Linked DNA regions of Mus musculus: region 1 is linked to region 2. Evidence: chromatin loops called from intact Hi-C (ENCODE). Cell type or tissue: heart. All regions are shown on one strand.

Region 1 (8,000 bases), 57 kb before region 2:
TCTCTCCTGAAGTTTGGTATCTCTCGTTTTATGTATGTATGTGCACTAGTGTACCTGTTGCCCATGCATGTCAGAAGATGTGTTGGCAAGAGCAGTAAGTGCTCTCAACCACTGAGCCATCTCTGCAGCTTGATTCTCTGCTTTTGACTGTGGAGGTGATGTACTTAGTGCAATGACAGACTGTAACCTGGAATTGTAAGCCAAATAAACCTTTCCTTCCCTGTGTTGCTTTTGGTCTGATGTTCTATCACAGGAACAGCAATCAAACTAGGACACCAAAGGCGAGCACATCCTTTGATAGAATTTCCAAGGACAAGTAGACTGTAAAGTAAAGGCTCCCAAAGCCCTGGGGCAAAGACCATGGGAGAAAGACTTTGTGAGTATGTGGCAGAGTTCTAGGCCAGCTAAAGCTAGAGTCTCAAAAAGAAAAAAGGGCATGGATAAAAAGACTTCACAATGGGGCTATTCCCAGCACTCCTGTCAGAGTGGCTTACAACTGCTTGTAACTCCAGCTTTAGGTGTTCTCACACCCTCTTCTGGCTTCCCCAGGCACCTGTGCTAGCATGCGTACATCTCCCAACCCCACCCCAAAGTAAAATAAAATCTAAAAACAAAAAAACCCCAACACACAGTGAGCTGGGCATTGTGGGAAACACCTCTTTAATCTTAGTGCTAGGGAGGCAGAGGCAAGGAGCTCTCCATGAGTTTGAGGCCAGCCGGTCTATACAGTGAGTTCCAGGATAGCCAGAACTATGTCTGCTGGAGACCCCGTTTCCAGCCAACACTAAAAGTAGCACAGACCCCCCGATCTTTCACAAATACACTAATAATGAAACAACAACAGACCTTTTTGGGGAGAGGTATGATAGCCTCATTAATGTTACTTTACTCTTCAGAACCTTCAAAACACTCTGAGCTGATAGAAAAAACATGACCAGTTTGCTACAAGCCTCTTCTCGGTGTTTTTTTCTTTCTTTCTTTCTATCCTTGGAGACGCTGAGCCTTGATACTGTCCAGCATACCCAGGCAGAAAGACCCCACTCACCTTCTCTCATCTTTTGATCTAGTTCATCCAACGTTGGTTCAATCAACTCCCAGCCATCTGGAGGTGCTTTCCGGCTTCTTTTGACCTTGGGCATTTCCCAGCAAGATAGCTTATAAAGATCTACAAGAAAATCAACTGCTTTCTGAGCCTCAGGTTGCCAAAGGGCTTTGACAGCCATTCCCCTGCTCCTCTAGATGTCAAGCTCAGAGAGTAAAATGTATGTTATGTCCTTAAGTAACCATGCATTGCCTCTGCCCCGTTTCAGACCCAAGCAGGTGTCTCCGTATCCTCCCCAGACTCTTCTCTGGGCATGAGCTGTTCCCCCACCCTCAACACACACACTCTACACCAGAGGAATAGGAACAGCAAAACAGCCCAAGAATAAAACACTTGAGGCCTTGCTTGAGATCTACTGGAAGGGATGGATCTATTGTTTATCTCATGCTATAAAAGCGTCTAGGGTAGAAAAGAGAAGCCAGAACTGTCAGAACTTCAGCCTCGGGAAGCTCACTTCAATCAGGAGCTCTGACTGACTGCTTCAGTTTCCTCACTCAGCTTCTGCGGGAGCTGTGAGTAACGGTCGATGGTGTCATCCCTACTTGGGACCGTTTACTCTTTTGCTTGGAAGCCGAATCTGAGATATCTCTATATTATATCCAGAACCCTATTGGGCGCTTCAGCTGGATGCCTTAAAGTGGCTTCCCTAACTGATTTCTGCTGGGTACTTTCTTATCTCTATCCTTCCTTCCCGAGTCTCTCTAGCTATTTTTTCCTTTGCTTTGGATTGCTGTCTACCACTCATGAGAAAAACATATGTCCATGGTAGATCATTCTCCAGAAGGCCCAGAACAGCTACTCAGCTTCCCTAGAAGGGAACTGTGACACACACGCATTCTCCAAGCATGTGTGAGGTGGGGCCAGAAGGATTGAGAGTTCAAGGCCAGTTTTGGGTATATGGTGAGCTTGTGCCCAATCTAGACTACATAAGACCCTGTCAAGAAATAAAGAAAAGAAAGGAAGAAAGAGGAAGGAAGACAGACAGTAAGAGGGAGAGAGAGAGAAATAGAGAAGGCAAGAGAGAAAGACAGAGAAAGGAAAGAAGGAAGGAAGGAAAGAAGGAATGCACAATACCTTTGGGTATTGAGAGTAATATAAAAAAAATTCTTGGTCTTCACAGTTACAAAGCTGTGTTCTTGTCCAGATTTACCAACTATTCTGTGACTCTGGGGGAGATCACTTTTCTTCTGCAGTCTTCTGTCTCATCTGTAGAATAAAAGCAGTAGATTACACACGTTAAATAGCCGCCAAAAATCTCTCTTTTTAGAACAACAAAGCAGGCCAGTCAAAATCTAAATAGAAACGCTGTTTTCTTCTTCTTCCGATTGCATAAAGCTTTCTAGCTGGCAAAGAGTAACCTATCAGCATAACAGACTCATCTGCTCAAAACTGTCTTTAGTCCCATCCACTGTATGGTGACTGACACTTTACAATCCCCTATTCCCACACCCCTTCTTAACAATTTAATAAATTAAGAATAAAACTCTTAAGACGTGGACTCAGGGTCACATTGCTGACAACCAGTGAGTCTAACAGATTAGAGGCTCCTGACTTCCCCATCAGTGGTCTTTGCTCTGGTTTTTCCAGCGCTTACGTTAAAAGATAGATTGACTCTGAGCCCTTCCCAGGGCGCACAGCCTGATTAGAGAATCACTTTCTCCTGACCTAGGAGGACTCAACCCGAGAGGCTCTCGGGGCCGGGGAGAGGTAAAACGAAGAGGCGATCGGATCAGGAGGAAAGAGGTGTTGTGTTGGGCTGTTTACAGACGTAGAAGAGCGGGAAAAGGGGTGAACAAGAGCGAAGTTACGGAAGGGACAGTGGCAGAAAACTCAAGAGCAGCATCTGAGAAAAAAAGCGGTGTTTAGACAGAAAACGGTCCCGGAAGAGAAAACGACGTGGGAAAAAAACACACACGCAGAGAGAGAAAGAGCGAGCCCCAAGTTTACCATCCCCTGTGCAAGTCATCGGAGACTCCAGCCTCTGCCGCATAAGCAGCTCACACAGCTCTCCTGCCCGTAACCATTGCCAAAGATACGGTACTCGAGAACCGAGCAGAGAAACACTCACCGGAAACTCAAGCACCTAAGGCCGCTGCTTCTTTATTGACGGCTTCCGCTCCGGCGACAAACTCTTCAGAATAAGGCCCTCGCGGGGCCCCGCCCACCTCGCGCGGAGATTGCGTCATCTTAGGTGTCCCTGGCGCTGCCTTTGTAGAATTCCGTAAACCGTACGGCCCTTTTCCTCTCACTTCCTGTAGGGGTGGCCCACACGGCTACGTGTCTCCTCGGACAGGGACACCGGGGAACGCGGATTCCTGGCAGTACATATTCTGGTCAGGAATTCAGGCACCTCCCAAGACAGCCCGGCCTCGGTGTGAGGTCCCAGATCCTCGCAGCCGTGGCGGCGGTGGCGGCGTCAGTGGCGCGCGGAGAGGGAACCAAGCCGGGCGGAAGAAGTCGATTCCAAGGAGTTTCCGGTTCCGGTGTCAGTTCGAGGCGCCGCCGCCGCCGCTGCAGCCGCCGGAGCCGAGATGCCTAAAGGAGGTGAGGGGGTGGGCGCGCGTGGTTCGCGTGGCTTCTCTAGTGGCGGCCGTAGGCGGGCTGCCGCGGACCCCTCAGCCCGCGGGTCTGGGGCCTCTAAGAGATCCGCGCTGAAGGAGGCCATCCCCGTCGCCTCCCAGCCATGCGTGGGCCTCGACGCTCAATTGTCCTGCCTGGGAAGCCGAGGACCACAGTGGTTGAGGGCCTCTCCGTCGGGGATTTTTGAGGAGACTCACGGGTGCTGGGTCCTTGTCCTTGAGGAGAGCAGGACCCAGGAGTCTCGGCCAAGCCTCCGGAGCATCTGAAGTTTGTCCTCCCATTTGGCTGGCCGGAGACTGAGTCACCGCGTCCCGCGCTGGTGCGGTGCCTGGCTGCCTCGAGCATAAAATGTGGCTTTTGTGGAGCTTTTGAGGAGCCACGCCTGCCTCATAATAAGACCTTGACTTGATGATGTGGGACCTGGCTCTGATTCTCTCCTTGCACCGTAGCCACTAAGGATGTGCTTCTGAGCCAGTCGCCTAACTTCTTTGTGTCCCGGTTTTGTCGTTTCCAAAAAGGGGGTTGGGGTGGGGGACATTGATTATATTTTCCTCCTGTTATGAGAGAGGCATAAACTAGGTAGCCCACGTACTCAGCCCAGTGCCCCGCAGCCCCTAAATGTTCAGCTATTACTGTGTGTAGAGACCAAGAAAACAAGTGTTTCCCATCGTACATTGGTTTCACCCCTTAGAATCAGGGGTTTGAATACCAGATATATCACATCTTAAGTCTGTGGCCTCAAACAAAACTTTTCCAGTTCGTTTTCTTCATCTGAACTACAGGGGTATTAATAAGGCTTAGTTGGATGAGTAGGAGACAGGCGGACAGGAGTTACGGTGGCAGAATAAATCGCTCTAAGGGCCTGGCTAGCTCCCAGCACAGAACAGATGTTCAGTAAATGTTGGCAGCTCACGTGTTAAGCCAGTTAATGCAGTGAGCCCACAGGAACATCTGCCTGGAGATTTTCAAGCTTAAATTGCTTCCTGTCAATATTCAGATATTAGGCTCTACAGGGCCAAGTGTGTCTAAATCTAGTTCTCTGCTGATTTATCCTGCGTCTAGAGGAGCACTGTCTTTGTTTCACAGTCTCATCTTTAAAAGGCAAAGGAACTTTTTTCAGCTCCTGACTCCAAGGTTGAGAATTACAGTTCGGCAGTCTTGAATATGAAATCATGGCTAATGGACTTAGTCTTGATTTCTGGGAAGCTTTGCAGGCAGATAAACAAAGCTTGTTTCCTTGCTTGGGCTAACATGAGAAAACAGTGATTAAAAACTATTTTAAAAAATCCCCCAGGAGCAAAGGACCAATTCTGTTTTCAGTATACTGTGAATTATTTTTTTAAAGCATCTTGAAAGAGCCTCAGTAAAACAAACAAACTAAGATCACGAAAGGGTGTTGCTTTTTTTGTTTGTTTGGCTGGTTGGTTGGTTGGTTTTTTGTTTTGTTTGTTTTTAATGGTAAAGCTTGGTATCTCACAATAGGCCTTTCATGAGCATACCTAGATACACCCCTGGGAACTCAGGTTGTCATTAAAAATGGGCGGTGTAGGCTGTTGGCAGCTCAATTACAGCTCTGCAGCTGCTGTCTAGGAAGTCACTGTGTCTCTGCAGTGGTCTCCGGAGCTTGCAACAGTTCTAGCTGTCTAATCATAGATTCTCTACTCATAGCAAGGGGTCTGCAGAAATCAAGAAAGGGCCTGTTTGGCAATAGAGGCCACAGTCACACCTGCATCGAGATGCCAAAGGCTTGCAACCCAGCTGTGAGACTAGCTTTAGCAGGGATTGGTCTAGTCGTCCGGCTAGCACATGAGGGTATGGCACTGATCCTCGTAGCTGAATTGTCTCTGACAGTCCTGATCAGTGTTAGACTGCTGTTGAGTCAGTCTATCTTTAATTTTGCCAGTTTAGTTGTTTTATGTGAGATTTGTATGTGTGTTTTGTTTTTTTGTCCATGTGTGTACAAGTGTACCATGCGTGCAGAGCCCACAGAGGTCGGGAGAGGGCTTTAGATCACCCAGGAACTGGAGTGATTCTGAGCTGCCCTGTAGGTGCTGGGAACCAACTAGGGCTATATGAAAGAACAGCAAACGTTCCTAACTGCTGAGCCGTTTCTCCAGCTCTATTTGCTAGTTTAATTCTGAATACAGAGTTTCTGTTGGTCGATGTAGCACCAAGATAAGCATGGAGTATGTCATTCTCCTGCTGCCACTGGCAGTTGTGTGCTCAGGAGCCATGCTGACTTAGGTTTTACTGCCAGCCAGTGTGTTAGCATTAACAGGTTAACAGACGCTGTGTGTTGCTCCTCCAATGCCAGGCACCATTCTGGTTGCTTTACCAATGGTGTCCACCCTACTTCCATGGCAGCCTTGTGGGGAAAAGGAAACTGGGGAAAAGGAGGCTCTGGGAAGGCACACACAGAGACACAGATGTAGGAAATGGTACAACTCAGATTGGAACCTAGAGCTTTAGACTCCCGAATTCTTCCTCTTTTACACATTGTTTGACGTTAAGTCTCCTCGTCTGTGGTACAAAGCCAGCAGTGGCTCTTGTGCTGTACCTTTGCTCTTTAGAACACTACTCCATATGTAGACCAGGCTGGCCTGGAACTCAAGAGATCCATAGCTTGCCAGCCTCTGTGGTCTCAAATGCTGGAATTAAAGATGCCCAGCTGTGTTTGGATTTTAAGCAAACAGGATTCAGTCAGACTGTATCTCCCTCTCCTCACCTTAGGTCTTGTTCTTAGGAACCTACATCGGGCAGTCTGTGCATCGGGTGTCATAAGCCGCTGCTTTTGTTCTTTGAGATCACTGTAGGTTTGGGTGGTACTTGGTGAAGGTAGGTGAGGTTCCCTTGGGCTGAACAGGACAGCCTTTTGGGAGTCTGTGTAGTGAAGGCTGACGTCTCTCTCACCTTCCTAAACTACTGATCTTTGTGCAGGTAGAAAGGGAGGCCACAAAGGCCGAGTGAGGCAGTATACGAGCCCGGAGGAGATCGATGCCCAGCTACAGGCTGAGAAGCAGAAGGCCAACGTGAGTACATGTCTGTCTGCTCCAGTGGTCCAGTATGTTGCCTTGTTCTGGCTTTTGGGGAGAACAGGAAAGGACTACTGTTCTCCAAGAGACATCACACATGAGGGTGGGAAGGACACCAGATGGCAGGTGTGAGCCCTGGAGCAGCCAGTCACAGTCACAGAAAGGTGGTCCTATGATTGGACCAACAAGAAAGGACTTTGCCCATTTTGCAGGAGCTGTTTGGTGGTCTCCACTCGTGGTCCTGTTTGCCTGCCTTCTAGAGGCCCTCTCTCTACCAGCTGCTGTCCATCTACAGCTCCTATCAATTCCCTGCAGCTCCCCCCCACACACACACACACACAAGGCTACCTGCCAGACTCTATACAACATACAGCCTGCCTTCCCGTTCCCCCACTGTCCTGTGTATTGCTATTGGCTCTGTTCAGCATCACCTCTTCTGTGACATACTAGTGCTGCCTGCCCTCCTCCAGCTCCTCTGTGCTGAGATACCCTGTCCAGTCTACTCTTACCTGCATCCTCTGCAACAGTGAATATCCACACCTGAAGTAAGGGCTTAAGGAAGCAGGCAGCCCCTCTCCCAGGATCCCTGAGAAGGGGAGAAGCCATCTCTAGCTGGAATTCTGGGAGTTTTGAGAATTTGAATTTTGAATTTGTGGAGTTCCTGGCATGGAACCTTGGAGTTTTTCGAGACAGGGTTTCTCTGAGTAGCGCTGGCTGTCCTGGAACTCACTCTGTAGACCAGGCTGGCCTCGAACTCAGAAATCTGCCTGCCTCTGCCTCCCAAGTGCTGGGATTAAAGGTGTTCGCCACCACTGCCCGGGTGGATATAAGGGTTTGTTTGTTTGTTTGTTTGTTTGTTTCCAGAGCTGAGGACCGAACCCAGGGCCTTGCACTTGCTAGGCAAGCGCTCTACCACTCCCCTGGATATAAGTTTTTATTGGGCTTTCTTACTTTGTTTTTTTTTTTTTTTGGACAAACTATGTGCAGCCCAGACTAGTTTGCACTCTTGGCAATCCTCCTGCCTTAGCCTCCCATGTGCTGAGATTATACTTATAATTAATTATAGGTATGTTGCCAGGCATGGTGGCACATGCCTCTAATCCCAGCACTTGGGAGGCAGAGGCAGGTGAATTTCTGAGTTTGAGGTCAGCCTGGTCTACAGAGTGAGTTCCAGGACAGCCAGGGATACACAGAGAAACCCTGTCTTGAAAAACAAACAAATTATAGGTATGTTGACTCTTTCTAGTGATTTTTTTTTTTTTTTTTTTTTGTGAGACAGAAATGTA
Region 2 (8,000 bases):
AAGTTCAATGGTCAACAGCACTTGCTGCTCTTCCAGGACCAGAATTCAGTTCCCAGCACCCGTAATGTCAAGCAGCTTCTGTGTATATCCAGTTCCAAAGAACCTGACACCTCTGCAGGCAACTACCCACGTATGGCAACATACACATACACACCTTTTAAAAAACGGGTTGTTACAAATATTATTAACTGCAAGCAATGAAGCTTAAAACCAAATCTGATGAACTCGCTTGTTACTGAACAAAACTGGTTTGTAAACTAATAACTTGGATATCCACATGTAATAGGGATGCCTATTTCATGAAGAGCTGAAAGTTGCACATGCAGATAGAGACTTTCTCATTCTCCTATTTAGTTTTTCTTAAGGACATACATACTTAAGGTTCCAAAAGAGATGACCAGTCACACAACAGCAGAAATACTTCTACAACTGCATTTCTAATTTTGTCTATAGTCAAGTCCTATAATTGAACACGCATTCAGACATATCCTTCCTTTATAGTCATTTGGCTATTTTAAGCCACAATTTTGTACCAAGTAAAATAAACCTTCATTCATATGGTGATAATTTTAAGTCACTAAGCTGCAGGTGGTATTTAAGCAATGTTTGAAAATCTTAACAAGACTCAAAAGGAGAAAAGGGAACACCATAGGCGATTGCATGAACTTAAAAGGTTTTTCTGGGCACTCGTGAGGCAGAGGCGGAAGGATCTCTGTGAGTCCCAGGCCAACCAGGACTATATACAGTTGAGACTCTGCCTCAAACAAAACCAACCAACCAAAACGCAGGCATCAGGCGCCTGTTGCCACTGTCCAGCACTGAGGGATAAAGAGGACTGAAGGAAGAGGCTCCTACTCTCTTCAGCTTTCACTTAGCATGGTCTTTCTTCCTGCCCTACTGGTGAGCCTACCTACCTATGCACTGTGCACACCAGGCAAGGGCTGCACCAACTCAGCCACATTCCCAGCCTTCAAGTGGAGTCATGTTAATGTCGAGTTAGCCATGGAAATCTGAGACGAGGGGACCTGAGCTTGAATCTTCATTTTGACACACACATGAGATGCTGGGCAAATTTTCATTTCATCTCCAAATGGCATTACAAGACAACCGTTGGGAAGATTAAATGAGATAGCACATAAAAGCAGCACAAAACTGATTCCGGTAAGTTAGTTCTCTGATCTTTTGGGTTGTAAGCCTAGCCTTTAGTGGTGGAGCCATCTTGGAAGCCCAGTAAATTGGTTTTCTTTCTTCCTCTGACACAAAGCTTTGAACCAGTCCTAGAAGGACATGTTGGTGTCTTGACCCCATTCCACTGGGACTTGACAAATTCACATAAGTTAGAGTTTCCATTCCCTGTTAGGGTCAATTTCAAGTCATTGATTCACCTAGTTTCTTTTTTCTTTTTCTTTTTTTTTTTTTTTTTTGGTTTTTTGAGACAGGGTTTCTCTGTATAGCCCTGGCTGTCCTGGAGCTCACTCTGTAGACCAGGCCGGCCTCGAACTCAGAAATCCGCCTGCCTCTGCCTCCCGAGTCCTGGCATTAAAGGCGTGCGCCACTACGCCCGGCTTTCATCTAGTTTCTAATTGCTCTCCTTACCCAGCCCAGCGATACCTGTGCTCCAACAGGTCACCACGCCCTACCAATGTTCTGACAGGCTTCATTAGAAATTCCAGCTTCATCAGACCATCTCCACACTTCCTGTAGAGAACTTATTTTGACCTAACACTAGATAATTTAGATTCAAAACACTGCCACCCATCCTCTAAAGGAGTCTGCAATTTCCAATGGGTCCTCTCAGCTGTGAACAGCATATGAATTGAAGAAGCCTTCCCCCAACCCCCACCCCTGAGACAGCCAGTGACTTGATCTAATGGGGTAAACACCCGGGACTGATAACTTATAGAGACCTGAAATCCTAAGGCCTACTAGGAAACCAAAAGATTAAGGGAACTGATAAAATAGGATGCCAACCTAGGTCATTTCAGAAACTGGGCAAGGAGAAGATAGGAGAGAAACACACCATGACAACAGATGGCTTTATACTCAGAGATTCTAAGCTGCAATTTATTAAGTGCCTCCCATGTTCCCAACAGTGTTCAGTATCTGAACGGGGCCAGGAACATGAATAAATCCTTGTCCTCATGTCCTTCTCCGGAGGAAAGAGAGCAGAAAGTAAAGGAAGGCAGATATGCCTTGAAAGTCTCAGAAGCACCAGTAATGGCTATCATTTATTATCAGATCATTTGAACAGCTTCTCTGGGTTAGGAATTGCTGTAAGCAACTCAAGCACACGAACTCCACGCGAAACCCATAAAACCAAGTAGACTAAGAATCTTCTTACTGCAGCTGGGGAAACTGAGGCACCAAGAAACAACCTTCCCAGAGACACCTGACAAAGTGGCAGAGTCAAACGGGAACTCGGAGGGTTCTACATAAAGGACCCTATGAATACGGGTGCAGAGGAGAGTACAAGTCTGACTTGCGGGGGCGGGGGCTAGAGCTAGGGAATCTTAAGGTTACTGGAAAGATGGGCTTTCTCTTGCTGGGAAGGGTTCCCCAATAACTGACGGTTCGGAGGCTGCTCTAGGCAACATCCTAGATGTTGACGAGATGAACAGATACTCGTGACAAGCCACCGGGGGATGGGGGGGGAGATCCGCCCGTCTAAACTAATTTTACAGATTGTGGTAAATGCTCACAGTAGGGGTGCAAATGGTACTATGGGGGTGTCGGAAGCCGAGTTGTTCCTTCTCTCATCCGAGATGGAGGGCAGCTGGAAAGTGCTCAGAAACGCTCGGTCTGTGTGTGAGGGGGGCACCAGGGACTCAGAGGTAACCACGAAGGGCTGAGATCCCGGGCCCCTCAGCTCCAGACCCCGCGCCTAACAGCCCTGGGCCCGCCGCCCCCGCGTGCCATAGAACATACAAAAAAAAAAATGGAGGCGACCCGGGCCAGACTCTCCGCCCTGTGGCTCCTTACCTGAGGTTGGGGAGGTCTGGAGGTCCGGAGCGGACGATTCGCGGACTCTGGTCAGTCGACGCGAACTGGCTCCGGCGGGCGCGGACGGAGGAGGGAGGCCTAGAGGGAGAGGCTGACAGATCCCGGAAGTGACCGGAGCGCCTGCGCAGAGCGGCCGCTCTCAGCTGGCGCTTGGCGCAGGCGCAGGCGCAGAACGTAGCCTTTGTTGGCGTGTTCTGTCTGAAGAGCGGCTGCTGCTCAGGTGAGGCAGCCGCTCGTCAGCGCTAGGGCGTGCTTGTGGAACTGGATGGGCGTCCTACTCCTTTCTTTAAGGAGGTTTTAACACACACACATTTCTGAACCATGGCCCAAGTGTGCAGCGTTGGGAGCTTCTCAAGTGCTTTTTGTTACAAATTACTGAGCTAGGATCTCTCAGGCTTTGTGGTTCTGAAGAACAATTCAAAATAAAATAAAATAAAATAAAAATATTTATGTGGCTGGGCGGTGGAGGCGCACGCCTTTAATCCCAGCACTTGGGAGACAGAGGCAGGTGGATTTCTGAGTTTGAGGCCAGCCTGGACTACAGAGTGAGTTCCAGGACAGTCAGGGCTACACAGAGAAACCCTGTCTCCAAAAAAAAAAAAAAAAAAAAGAATTATATGGATGTCTGTGTCGGTATACGCATGTGAATTCAGGTGCCCCTGGAGGCCAAGAGAGCAACAGATCCTCTTGGAGCTGGAATTGTAAGTTACACCATGTGGGTGCTGGGAACTGAACTCAGGTCCTCAGCGAGAACAATACAATCTTTTAAGCTGAGCCATCTTGCCAGCCCTTGAAACTATGTTTGTGTTCCTTCATAGAGGGTGGGTCAGAACTGGTGACTATTTTCTGCCTGGCGGACTGTCCCTGTCCTGGACCCTCAGTAGAAAGTCTCAAGTCTACCTAAGAGTCCCCTTGACTGTTCCTAGATCAGGACCACTTGTTCCTGCACCCACAATGACACCACAAGAAGGCGCAATGGTGACATGGAAAGAGTGTATTCTATGTAGATGCAATTTATAAGAACTGCCCTGAATGCTACATCCAGTCAGACTGTTGCCCCTGCTCTGGTAGAAATTATGAAGCAACCAGTTAAGTACCCAGGTTCCACTAGAGGTAGGCACCCCAGTCCTTGTCTTGTGGTGGTCTATATATTTGACCCAGTGGACAGTAAACACTGCCCTAACAGAAATAAGGGAATAGTCTATTTCGAGTCAAATATCCATGAGCATTGCTTAGCAGTGCTCGGATTCCTTACCCTAAGTGTTTGCCCCACCTTGAAAACAGTTGCGTTATGGTCTTTAGAATTATTATCGGTCTGTGTGTGTGTGTGTGTGTGTGTGTGTGTGTGTGTGTGTGTGAGTGTGTGTGTGTGTGAGTGTGAGTGTGTGTGTGAGTGTGTGTGTGAGTGTGAGTGTGTGTGTGTGCTGTGTGAGTGGGTAGCACTCATATGGTGGTCAGAGGTCAGCTCTGTGAACTCAGTTCTCTGCTTTCACCTTTACACGGATTCCAGAGATCCAACTCATGTGGTCGGACTTGTTCAGCAAGCGCTTTTCCCACCAAGCCATCTCGCTGGCCTTGGGTGAACTTTTATAGTTGCAGGACAAGAGAAAGCCACACATCAGAACATTTAGCAGAGTTGCATTGGTGGGAACATCGGATAGGAGGGTTATAGCAAGAAGAGTCAATCTTTCCTAGGTTTCAACTTAGGTTAGAGAACTCTTAGCCTTAGTGTTGGAGGAAGCTAGAGATCTGCTGATACACCACAAGGGCTTTACATAACAAGCCTGAGAAGGTTAGCTAAGTATAAAAATAAAGATCATGGCTAGTGTTGTAGCTCAGTTGACAAGAGTGCTTACCTAACAGTCACAAACCCCTCTGTTAGCTCCAGCCCTGTACAAACCTGACGCGGTGCCACGTGCCTGTAACGGCAAGCACTTCAGAGGCAGAGGGAGGAAGATCAGAGCCAGTGTAGGCAACATAAGGGTTTGAGGGCAGCCTAGACTACATGAGATCGTGTCTCAAAAAAGAAGACTCACTAGGCTGGAGAGATGGCTCAGTGGTTAAGAGCACTGACTGCTCTTCCAGAGGTCCTGAGTTCAAATCCCAGCAACCACATGGTGGCTCACAACCATCTGTAATGGGATCTGATGCCCATTTCAGATGTGACTGAAGACAGTGACATGTATGTATGTATGTGTGTGTGTTCTATTAAAAATCGAAGATTCAAAAAGGGAAATGAAGGCTAGTAGATAACTACTAAATGGCCTGAGATGCCCCGAGATACTTTTGGAGTCTATAACATTTGATCTCTTCACACTACATCCTAATTGAGCAAGGCCAAGCAGTCTGCATGACCTTAAATAGAGACGGGACTTCAAGCAACTTCCATCCAGAAGCCCTTGATTGTAAGGCACCGTCTACAGAGGCAAATCTGCAATACTCCAATCGCACACCCATGTGGTATTATTTACAGTTAAATAGTTCAGTTGTTCACAGACTTAGAGTTCTTCCTGACTTAGAGCTCTTATAATTTGAATTTATTCCATGGCTACAGGTCCTGTCATGGGGAAGCAAGGGAATGGAGTGGGAAGATAATTGTAAGTTGGATATCCTACCTCAGAGACAACTGGACAGAGGAAAAATAGCATTCCTGGAAAGCAAGGCTTCCTCATGCATTGTGGGGTAAGTGAGCCATTTCTAGAGTGTATACAGTTGGTACCCAGAGCCAAAAGCAAACAAGGAAAACCTCAGCTGTGTTTCACTTAGACTCCAACTCTTTACAAAAGAGAGTGTCTTCTCTGAAGAAGTTTAGTCTGGATAGATGAAAATATACTGTCTACAGTCAATGACGAGAAGTGTTCAGTCATGTTGGTTTGTTTCTTTATCTGGGTTGTGAGAAGATCCATGCAAAAACCACTTAAGGAAGGAAGGAGTTATTTTGGCTGGTTGTTTGAAGGGATGCGGTACCTCATGCAGGGAAGACATGGCCAAGGGAGCTGGAGGCTGTTGGATACAAACATGTGCCCACACTTGGGAAGGAAGTAACAAGAAAATAGTGTTCAGAGCCTCAGCTGCACTAAAGGATGGAGCCGCCACATTCAGACATGCCCAGATGTGTCTGCTAGGTGACGCTAAATCCAGTCAAGTTGGCAAAACACAACAGCACCCATAAAATAAGAGCCATTCAGTAATAATCTGATTTTTAATAATCTCACAGAATCTCACTGTGTATACCTGGCTAGTCTGGAACTTGCAACTTAGCCCAAGCTGGCACAGACTTCACGGAGATCCCCCGGATTCTGCCTTCCAAGGGCCAGGAATAAAGGTGTGCGCCACCACAGCTGGCTTCCATTCTGTCTTTTGAGTCACTGGTTAGCATGTTAGTCTAAACAAAGGCTACAACTTTCATGCTTTATGGGGGCAATTGAGTCCCTAGTTTTTTTGGTTTTTAAAGACTTATTTATTATATATAGGTGCACTGTAGCTGTCTTCAGACACCCCAGAAGAGGGCATCAGATCCCATTACAGATGGTTGTGAGCCACCATGTGGTTGCTGGGAATTGAACTCAGGACCCCTGGAAGAGCAGTCAGTGCCTTTAACCACTGACCCATCTCTCCAGCCTGTTCTTAGTTTTACACAAGGTTCTTTAAGTCAAGCTGCCTTGTTCTACAACAGTGGAAACTACAAAAGCATTTTGAGACTTGAAGTTTTTAATACAATGTAGGGAGCAAGAATGGCCTCCTGCTCTGGTCTCTCCTAAGAGACCATCATAGCCTGGTGTAATCAGTGGAATTCCAAAGAGAGTAAGCATTGAGTTAGCCAGTGCTTACTTGTTAGACTTCTGCAATGACACCAATTTAGTATCCAAAATGAGAAGTCTGTCTGTGAAAAAATTAGTTGTCAGGGTAGATGGTGCACTGGCTTCTCATCACTTTTATAAAACACTTGAGATTATCAACGTATAAAGGGAAAAGTTTGGGCTGGAGAGATGGCTCAGTTTAAAAAGCACTTGCAGGGCTGGAGAGATGGCTCAGCGGTTAAGAGCACTGACTGCTCTTCCAGAGGTCCCGAGTTCAATTCCCAGCAACTACATGGTGGCTCAAAGCCATCTGTAATGGGATCTGATGCCCTCTTCTGGTGTGTCTGAAGACAGTCACAGTGTATTCACATATACTAAATAAATGAATAAACGAATAAATAAATGGATAAATATCTTTAAAAAGCACTCACCATACAACTCTGAGTTCACATCCTCAGACCCCACACAAAGCCAATGTAGCCACATCTATAATGGTTCTGTGTTTATGGCTGGATGGGAGAGGGACACAGCTAAATCCTAGGACACTCACAGGCCAGCTAGCCTGGTGTGCACAGGTATGAACAGGAAACGCTGCCTCTTACAAGGTATAAGACAGGGACTGACACCGGAGGTTGACCTCTGACCTCCAAAAGCATACCATAGTACCTGTGCACCAACACTCACACACAGGAATGTGCATACACACATGCGCACTGTATACACATACATCATATGCATGCACATCATATGAGATTGGGCAGACCTAACAGATAAAATTGTACGCAGGCTAGAAGCTTCTGGGACTAGGCTTAGGTCAGCAACTTAGAGGGAACTCTAGGCTCCCTTTAAGTTTACAATTACAGTTCCTTACTCTCGGAGAGTCAAGTACAAATTCAAAGCATCATAGCCACTGTCTGAATCCTTTGCTTGCTTCTCTCTTATACTGTTCAGAATCCCCCACCTAGGGAATAGTGCTGCCCTCAAGGGTCCCGTATCTTCCTGTATCAATTAACAATCAAGACAGCCCCCAACAGTCACGATCTAGAAAATTCTTCCACTAAGGCTTTCTTCTCAGGTGATTCTTGAATATTCGTCAACTGACAATAACTACCTACCATCACACCTACCATACCAACTTTGAGAGCTTAGCAGGATACTATTCTATATAGTATTGTTGGCTTTCCTTTGTGGTCCCGTGGC

The links. Peaks named below come from ENCODE experiments on the same cell type or tissue, not always from the same donor. Only the 100,000 strongest peaks of a DNase experiment are listed, where the experiment ranks them.
Region 1: a loop joins it to region 2, with 3 times the contacts of the local background. A loop is called at or near these places in 3 of 42 quality-filtered maps.

The regions. Positions count from the first base shown.
Region 1 is chr5:145,135,613-145,143,612 of GRCm38, reverse strand. It overlaps Pdap1 (PDGFA associated protein 1), which reads left to right and starts at 3,588. Exons shown (of 6, transcript NM_001033313.4): 1 at 3,588-3,646; 2 at 6,620-6,711. The coding sequence starts at 3,634. Bud31 (BUD31 homolog) reads right to left here and starts at 3,237. Exons shown (of 6, transcript NM_001310771.1): 1 at 3,171-3,237; 2 at 2,177-2,308; 3 at 1,046-1,165. The coding sequence starts at 1,139. In heart, no CTCF peak of the experiment used is centred here; DNase peaks (open chromatin) are centred at 2,832 and 3,392; H3K4me3 peaks cover 3,469 bases; H3K27ac peaks cover 1,849 bases.
Region 2 is chr5:145,078,952-145,086,951 of GRCm38, reverse strand. Arpc1a (actin related protein 2/3 complex, subunit 1A) reads right to left here and starts at 3,083. Exons shown (of 10, transcript NM_019767.2): 1 at 2,980-3,083. In heart, no CTCF peak of the experiment used is centred here; a DNase peak (open chromatin) is centred at 3,111; H3K4me3 peaks cover 1,556 bases; H3K27ac peaks cover 1,304 bases.